Linked DNA regions of Homo sapiens: regions 2 and 3 are each linked to region 1. Evidence: chromatin loops called from intact Hi-C (ENCODE). Cell type or tissue: heart left ventricle. All regions are shown on one strand.

What was found. Hi-C counts contacts between places; a loop is a spot of excess contacts. Peaks named below come from ENCODE experiments on the same cell type or tissue, not always from the same donor. Only the 100,000 strongest peaks of a DNase experiment are listed, where the experiment ranks them.
Region 2: it touches region 1 in a loop (3-fold over the local background); 14 of 110 quality-filtered maps call a loop at or near these places.
Region 3: it touches region 1 in a loop (13-fold over the local background); 42 of 110 quality-filtered maps call a loop at or near these places.

Annotation. Positions count from the first base shown.
Region 1 is chr16:10,578,807-10,581,306 of GRCh38, forward strand. EMP2 (epithelial membrane protein 2) reads right to left here and starts at 1,792. Exons shown (of 5, transcript NM_001424.6): 1 at 1,743-1,792. RefSeq lists an enhancer at 1-395 and silencers at 66-360, 1,713-1,952. In heart left ventricle, CTCF peaks have their summits at 1,269 (motif pointing right), 1,472 and 1,870; DNase peaks (open chromatin) are centred at 1,325 and 1,905; H3K4me3 peaks cover 2,435 bases; H3K27ac peaks cover 2,355 bases.
Region 2 is chr16:10,917,982-10,920,481 of GRCh38, forward strand. CIITA (class II major histocompatibility complex transactivator) reads left to right here. Exons shown (of 20, transcript NM_000246.4): 16 at 459-545. Among named protein-coding and RNA genes, the nearest start is that of DEXI, 23 kb to the right of the region's middle. In heart left ventricle, CTCF peaks have their summits at 958 (motif pointing left) and 1,157; a DNase peak (open chromatin) is centred at 940; H3K4me3 peaks cover 541 bases; H3K27ac peaks cover 552 bases.
Region 3 is chr16:10,735,845-10,738,344 of GRCh38, forward strand. No RefSeq gene overlaps it. Among named protein-coding and RNA genes, the nearest start is that of NUBP1, 6.7 kb to the right of the region's middle. RefSeq lists an enhancer at 1,864-1,913. In heart left ventricle, CTCF peaks have their summits at 1,413 (motif pointing left) and 1,618; DNase peaks (open chromatin) are centred at 1,633 and 2,487; H3K4me3 peaks cover 538 bases; H3K27ac peaks cover 1,079 bases.

The sequences.
Region 1 (2,500 bases):
AGTGGGAAAACAGGTTCTGCACCTTCCTGCCACCTCCACGCCTCTCCCTGGGCTGTAGTCTTGGCATTTGCCAAGGCCCCCGTGGGCATCCACGCCCTGTTTTCCCCAGAAGGGTCTCCCCTCATTCCCTGCAAACCAGCAGGGCATCTCCAGGTGGAAAGAAGGGGAGGGCTTGGGAGGCAGATGGAGGTTCAAGGTCTAGTTCTTTGCATTTACCAGCTCAGTGGCCTTGAGCAAACCGACTTAGATCTCTAGCCTGTTTCCCCACTTGCAACAGGAGAGCGTGCTGGAAACAGCTCAGGGGTGAGGCTCCCAGGGAGAAACGGAGATGGAGGGCGAGCACCAGCCAACTGCAAACCTCCAGCAGCTCAGGTCGCCATCCTTCCCCTTGTGTGACTCCTGGGAAACCAGGACCCCGTCCCTTCCTCGTCCTCTTTAAGCTTTCTTAACTGAAGGCCGAATTCCAGGAAGAGGTGCCCAGCAATAATGTGTCGGTTCTTAGATTTCTCTCTGATTCAGACTGGAGTGCAGAGGTGGCTAAAGGCGGCTTTTAAAAAATTTTTATGATAAAATATGCATAACATCATAATCATCATTTTAACCGATGATAAGCATACAACTCAGTGGCATTAAATACCTTCACGATACTGTGTAACCATTGCCACTATGTATACCCAAAACTTTTTCATCCTCCCCAAGAAAAACTCTGTCCCATTAAACAGTAACTCCCGGTTCCCAGGTACCCCCAGGCCCTGGCAACCATCATTCTACTTTCTGTCTATAAAATTTGCCTATTCTAGGTGTCTCATAAAAGTGGAATCACACTGTATTTGAACTGGAGGCTTCTTAAGTCCCTCTCCAAGCCCCTTACTTAGACACAGCTGAATTATAAGATCAAGGTGCACACACACACACACACACACACACACACACCCTCAAAGCTTGGGAGGGGCAGTGCTCCCTTCCCCAAAACTGAAGCTGGCCTGGAGGGAGAGCTTTGCCCTGTGGTGTCTTCGGAGTCCCCATGTCCAGCCCCACATCTTCACCTAAAAGACCTCCCTGGAGCGTGCTCAGATCTCTGGATTTGGGGAGGGCGTAGAATACACACTACGAGCTGCAGCCTCTCCTACCTCTGGAACACATGGGTGCGGTCTCGCCTCTTTAAAGCCCCCCAAGCCCTTCTAGAGTTGGCAGGGAGAGAGGTGTCATCCCAGCAGCGCCTCCCGGCTCCTCCACCGTTCCTGACCCCCAAGAAGTCGCTCCTCGCCGCTCGGGGGCGCGACGGAGCAGCGGCGGGGGCCTAGAGGGGTACGCAGCCCAGGAGGACCCGCTGGCCCGGCCTGGCGCACCAGTCCTGCCCGCGAGGCGAGTCTGGGGACGCTGCCCGGGAATCCCTCACGCGACCTGGGGATCTCCCTGGACTCCAAGAGCCCCGGGTGTAAGTCCGGCGGGGCGAGGGGAGGCGCCCTGACTCCTCCCCAAACTTTTCCCGCCTGCTTCGGCTCAAAAGGCGTGGGAAGCTGTCCCGGGATGGCGAAGTGGAATTCTGGGGCCGGAGCGAGCGTGGCGCAGACCAGAGGTCGGCGGCATGGGTGGCACCTCGGCCCTCCCGTTACTGTCACCAATTCCGGGGGCTGCTCCCGGTCCAGTAAGTGGAGGGGTCGCGTCCCTGCTGCCCGGGCGTACACGATCCCGGGGCCCCCCCGATGTCGCCCCGCGCCCTGGGTGCGCCCACAACTCACCCGGCGCTGGCGGCTGCGCTGGCAGCTGGATCGACGGACTGGCTGGGGGTGCGAGGCGAGGCCGCCGGGCTGTTTTGAAGCTCTGGGCTGGGACTGCGCGCCCTCCCTCCACCCTCTAGGCGGCGGGGCCCCTCCTTCCCCGATCCCGCCTCCCGGGCCGTGACGCCAGGAGCCGGGAGAGCCGAGTGGGAGGGGCCGCCGGCGAAAGGAGGGGGCCCTGGAGGGAAAGGCCGAGGCCGGGAGCGCCCTGGCGCCCCCGCACCACCGTTCCCGCCCGCCTCCCTGCGGCTCTGTGGCCAGCTTTGGGGCGGAGCCGGTGGCACGGGCCCGGGGGAAAAGGGAGAAAGGGAGGCTCCCGGGAGCAAGGGTCTTCCCTTCTCTGCAGGTTTCCACATCCCTCTCATTCTCTTTCCTCTCCTCTTCTCCCCTTTTCTTCCTCTTCCCTAAGGAGTTTTGGAATCCGGGCTCCCTGCTCTAGAACCCCTTCTCTGGCCTTTTATGAACTTCCTGAGCTCGTCCATAATCTCCCCTGTCTCAGTTTCCTCTTCTGGGAATGGGAGTGATTATAGGTCGGAAGGTGGTAATACGTCCACAATGTTTGGCTCATGGTACCTGCTCCATAGACGTCAGCCATTGTTATTTTTATCATCTCACCTGGAGTCCTGGCCTTGGTGCGAGATGCCCAGCAACCAGTCTTCAGACTCTTCCAGGACCCCCCGTTCACTCCCCCCACCCGACCAGTACACACACACACACAC
Region 2 (2,500 bases), 340 kb after region 1:
CCCTCTTTCTTACCCGCCACCCCACTTAAGTATTTATTGAGCACCTACTATGTGCCTGGCAGTGCTCTAGGCACAGGGATACAGTAATGAGCAAAACAGACACAGCCCTGCTCCATGTGAAGCCCACAACCCGGCAGAAAGGATTACACAGCCATTAAACAAATAATGCCAACACTTATTTCATTATAGTGCTGAAAAGTGGCGCAGAGGGAAAAGAGGGGATGTTGTAAAGTCATGGGACAGGTGGGGGCAGGAGGGTGCACTCTCCCTCCCATCCACCTCCTCATCCCTGCCCTCCCACTTGGCCACAGGACCTAACAGTATCCTCCTATTTACCGAGAGGTAGCTTAAGTCTGTCGACAGCGCCATTCACAGCCTATGACCCAGAACTCTCCTTGAGGTCAAAGTGAGGCATGCAAGTTTGGTCCTGAGCCCTCCCCCTCACTGTGTCCCCGCAGTCTGTCCCAGAACAACATCACTGACCTGGGTGCCTACAAACTCGCCGAGGCCCTGCCTTCGCTCGCTGCATCCCTGCTCAGGCTAAGGTGAGTGGGGCCCCGGATACCGGTCAGGTGCTGAGCTGGGGGGCTGCAGAGCGCAGGGAACCCACATCGTGCTGGCTGCAGGGGACACTGAGACCCTAGAAGCAATCACCACAGCCCTGAACAAAAGGATTAGCGGGACGTGGTGAAAGAAACTCTGAGCAAGTCAGTTATTCATTCCTAGCCGCTGTTTTCTTACCTGGAAAATGGGAACCATCCTAATGGTCTATGTAAGCACTTGTCACAATGCCAGGTTCTGTTATGCAATAAATATTGCTCCTTTTCCCCCAGGGATGGCGGGACCAGGCTTTTTCCGGAACCTAGGGGTGGTGGCTTCTGGAAGGCTAACCACGTACGTCAGCTTTTGCCGGCCTTGTCACTTACATGCCGGTCAGTGTTTCACTGCCACCTTCTGGTAGGCCTTGGCATAGCACCTCTTGCTTTTGAGTGACTTCCATCCAGGCCCTGGTGTGGTCCCAGAGGTAATGAGCGGACTGAGCTTGGACCAGAGCCCCAGTCATCCAACTCAGCATTACCAGCTCTTCTTACTCGCCAGACTGAGAGAAACTGCTCTCCTCTTCGCCAGAGCTCTTCACTTACTGAGGACAACCAGAGTCAGATTCCCAGGAAAGATGGCATTTGGTCCCTTATTATTTATTTATTTTTAATTTTTTTAATTTCTGTTTTTGAGATGGAGTCTCGCTCTGTCACCCAGGCTGGAGTGAAGTGGTGTGATCTCAGCTCACTGCAACTTCTGCCCCCCCCCAGGTTCAAGCTATTCGCCTGCCTCAGTGCTCCGAGTAGCTGGGATTATAGGCGCCCACCACCACGTCCAGCTAGTTTTTATATTTTTAGTAGAGACAGGGTTTCGCCATGTTGGCCAGGCTGGTCTCAAACTCCTGATCTCAGGTGATCCACCTGCCTCGGCCTCCCAAAGTGAGTACTAGGATTACAGGCGTGAGCCACCATGCCCGGCCAACTTATTTATTTATTTATTTATTTATTTATTTGGAGATGGGGTCTCACCCAGGTTGTAGTGCAGGGGTGCAATGATGGCTCACTACAGCCTCGACTACCTGGACTGAAGCGAACCTCCCACCTCAGCCTTCCAAGTAGCTGGGTCCTATACCCTCCTGAGCCTTGTTAATTTCTTCCCAGCATGATCACTGTTTTACAATATTTTATTTATGTAGGTGCTTACTTCTTGCTATGCAAAGAAACTCAGAAGCAAAAATAGAATCTGTCTGGTTCATAATTGTGCTAAAAACTAGAGATACAAGTATGAACTAGACAGATGTCGTTCTTGCTTTTGAGTTTCTTTGCGTAGTAGGAATTAGGCACATACATAAATAAAATATTGTAAAACAGTGATTCATGCTGGGAAGGAAACTAACAAGCCCCAGGAGGGTACAGGACTTCTGGGGAGATGATTCTTCCGTGGGAAGCTCTAGGGGAAAAGGACTCTAGGAAGAAAGAACAGCAGGTGCAAAGGCCCTAAGTGGGAAAAGGGGCTGTGTTTTAAGGGTCAGAAGGGCCACTGTGGCTGTGTGTAGTGAATGAGGGACAGAGGCTGGGCAATGGTGGAAGTAGGGGAGGTCAGGGGAATCCAGATCACACAGGGAGGCCCTTGTGGGTCACAAGAGGTATTTGCAGTTTTTCAGTGTGAATGGAAAAGTAGGTGGGCCTGGGAAGGCGACACTTGATCTGATTTACACTTTTCTTTTTTCTTTTCTTTTCTTTTTGAGACCAAGTCTCACTTTATTGCCCAGGCTAAGGTGCAGTGGCATGATCTCAGCTCACTGCAAGCACTGCCTCCTGGGTTCAAGTGATTCTCATGCCTCAGCCTCCCAAGTAGCTGGGATTACAGATGCCCGCCACCACACCAGGCTATTTTTGTGTTTTCAGTAGAGACAGGGCTTCGCCATGTGGCCCAGACTGGTCTTGAAATCCTGGGCCCA
Region 3 (2,500 bases), 160 kb after region 1:
CTCACTGCAAGCTCAGCCTCCTGGGTTCAAGCGATTCTCCCACCTCAGCCTCCCGAGTAGCTGGGACTACAGGCCACCATGCCCGGCTCATTTTTTGTATTTTTAGTAGATATGGGGGTTTCACTGAGTTAGCCAGGATGGTCTCGATCTCCTGACCTCGTGATCCACCCGCCTTGGCCTCCAAAGTGCTGGGATTACAAGCATGAGCCACCGTGCCGGCCTCGTAGTTGCTTAAAAGTTAAATGCACATCTACCATTCCACTCCTAGGTATTTAAGCAAGAGAAATGAAGATACACGTCACTATGAAGACCTGCACAAAAATGCTCACGGCAGCTTTATTTGTAACACCCCAAAACTGGAAACAGCCAAATGTCCATTAACAGATAAACTAGTATAATCATACAATGGAATACCACATAGCAACCAGAGGAAACGAGCTTCATACACGCAACAATGTGGATGAAACGAAAATAAATATGCTGAGTGAAAGAAGCTGAATTAAAAAGCGTGCATGCTGTATGATTACATTTATATAAAATTCTAGAAAATCCAAACTAATCTACAGTGAAAGAAAACAGGTCAGTGATTGCTAAAGAACAAGAGCGGACCACAAGGAAACCTTTGGGTACATACATATGTCAAAACTTGGCAATTGTATACTTACAATATGTGCAGTTTGTTGTATATCAGGTATACCTCAACAAAGCAGCTTAAGAAATAAACCGGCCGGGAGTGGTGGCTCACGGCTGTAATCCCAGCACTTTGGGAGGCCAAGGCGGATGGATCACCTGATGTCAGGAATTCGAGACCAGCCTGGCCAACACGGCGAAACTCCGTCTCTACTAAAAATACAAAAATTAGCCGGGCGTGGTGCCAGGCACCTGTAATCCCAGCTACTCAGGAGGCTGAGGAAGGAGAATCGCTTGAACCTGGGAGGCGGAGGTTGCAGCGAGCCGAGATTGTGCCACTGCACTCCAGCCTGGGAGACAAAGCGAAACTCTGTCTCATTAAAAAAAGAAATAAACTGATAATTACTAACACCTATATAGGGCTTGAAAGTGCCAGACACTCTAAAAAACTGTTTTACTCATTAACTTGTTTAATCTTCCCAACAATAATTCCTTGAATATTATTGTTGACATTTTTCAGAGACGGAAACTGAGACAGGGAGCCTGAATGCGAACACCTGGCATTCAAGGATCCACGTCCTTTCCAGTTTCTCTCTATATAATGCATCTGAGCCTTGTTTTTCGACTCAATTATGTGTTGAACACCTGGTGTGTATATAGCCCCTTGTTATATTTGCCGGATCCCAGGGAAGAAGCAGAAAATTTTCTACACCTAAACTTAATTTTGTTTCCATTGCCTGAGTACCTTGATCATAGGTGGGGGGAGAGCTCCACCTGCTGGTATAACTAAGGAACCGCAGGCACTTCCTGTGTTTTCTAAGGGTGCTCGCTGACCTTGTTTGAATATTTAAAGTGCCCCTGTCTGGCTGAAATTTTTAGCCGCTGTAACCAGGTTTTAGTCTTGTTTCATCCACTAATCTTTTTTTTTTTTTTGGTAAGGCAGATTCTCGCTGTGTTGCCCAGGCTGGAGGGCAGTGGTGAGATCGCCTGCCAGGCTCAAGCGATTTTCCTGCCTTGCAGCCTTCCGAGTAGCTGGAACTACAGGCGCACACCACCACATCCGGCTAATTTTTATATTTTTAGTAGATACAGGGTTTCACCATGTTTGCCAGGCCGGTCTCAAACTCATGACCTCAGGTGATCCACCCACCTCGGCCTCCCAAAGCGCTGAGATTACAGGCATGAGGCACCACGCCTGCCCAGTTTCCCCCATTTTTAACATCTTGCATTAGTGTGGTACATTTGTCACAGTTGATGAACCAATATTGACACATTATTATTAAATAAAGCCCATGGTTTATATTAGGCCTCACTCTTGGTGTCGTACGTTCTATGGGATTTGACGAATGCATAATGACATGCATCCACCATTACATAGTCACACAGAGCAGCTTCCCTGCCCTAAAAGTTCCCTGGGCTCCCGTTTACCCCTTATCCCCTCCCACCCGCTGAACTCCTAGCAACCCTGATCTTCGGACTCTATAGTTTTACTAATTTATTTTTAAAATTATTTTGAAGTCTATTTAAATCCTTGGCACTTACTTAGCTTTGTAAATTTAACTTTCATTTTTAGTCATTATTCACCATCTTCAGTCAGAGGAACTGAAATAAAAAAATTTAAATTTAAATTTAAAATCTAGTCTTTCAAAATCACAGAACTAAGTAAGTGTAAAGGAAAATTACACAAAATTTCAAATGCTAATTTTTGTTAAGTTTATGGCATTCATACTTCGGAAGTTGTTAGAATGGAAAACCGTGCTCAGACTTCTGGAACGCAGTGTGTTCAGTTCCGCAGGCCAGGAATGGCCTCCATGGGGAGATGCTGCTGAGACTTGGCCTGTCACAGAGGACTGGGCCACAGCCAGATAGG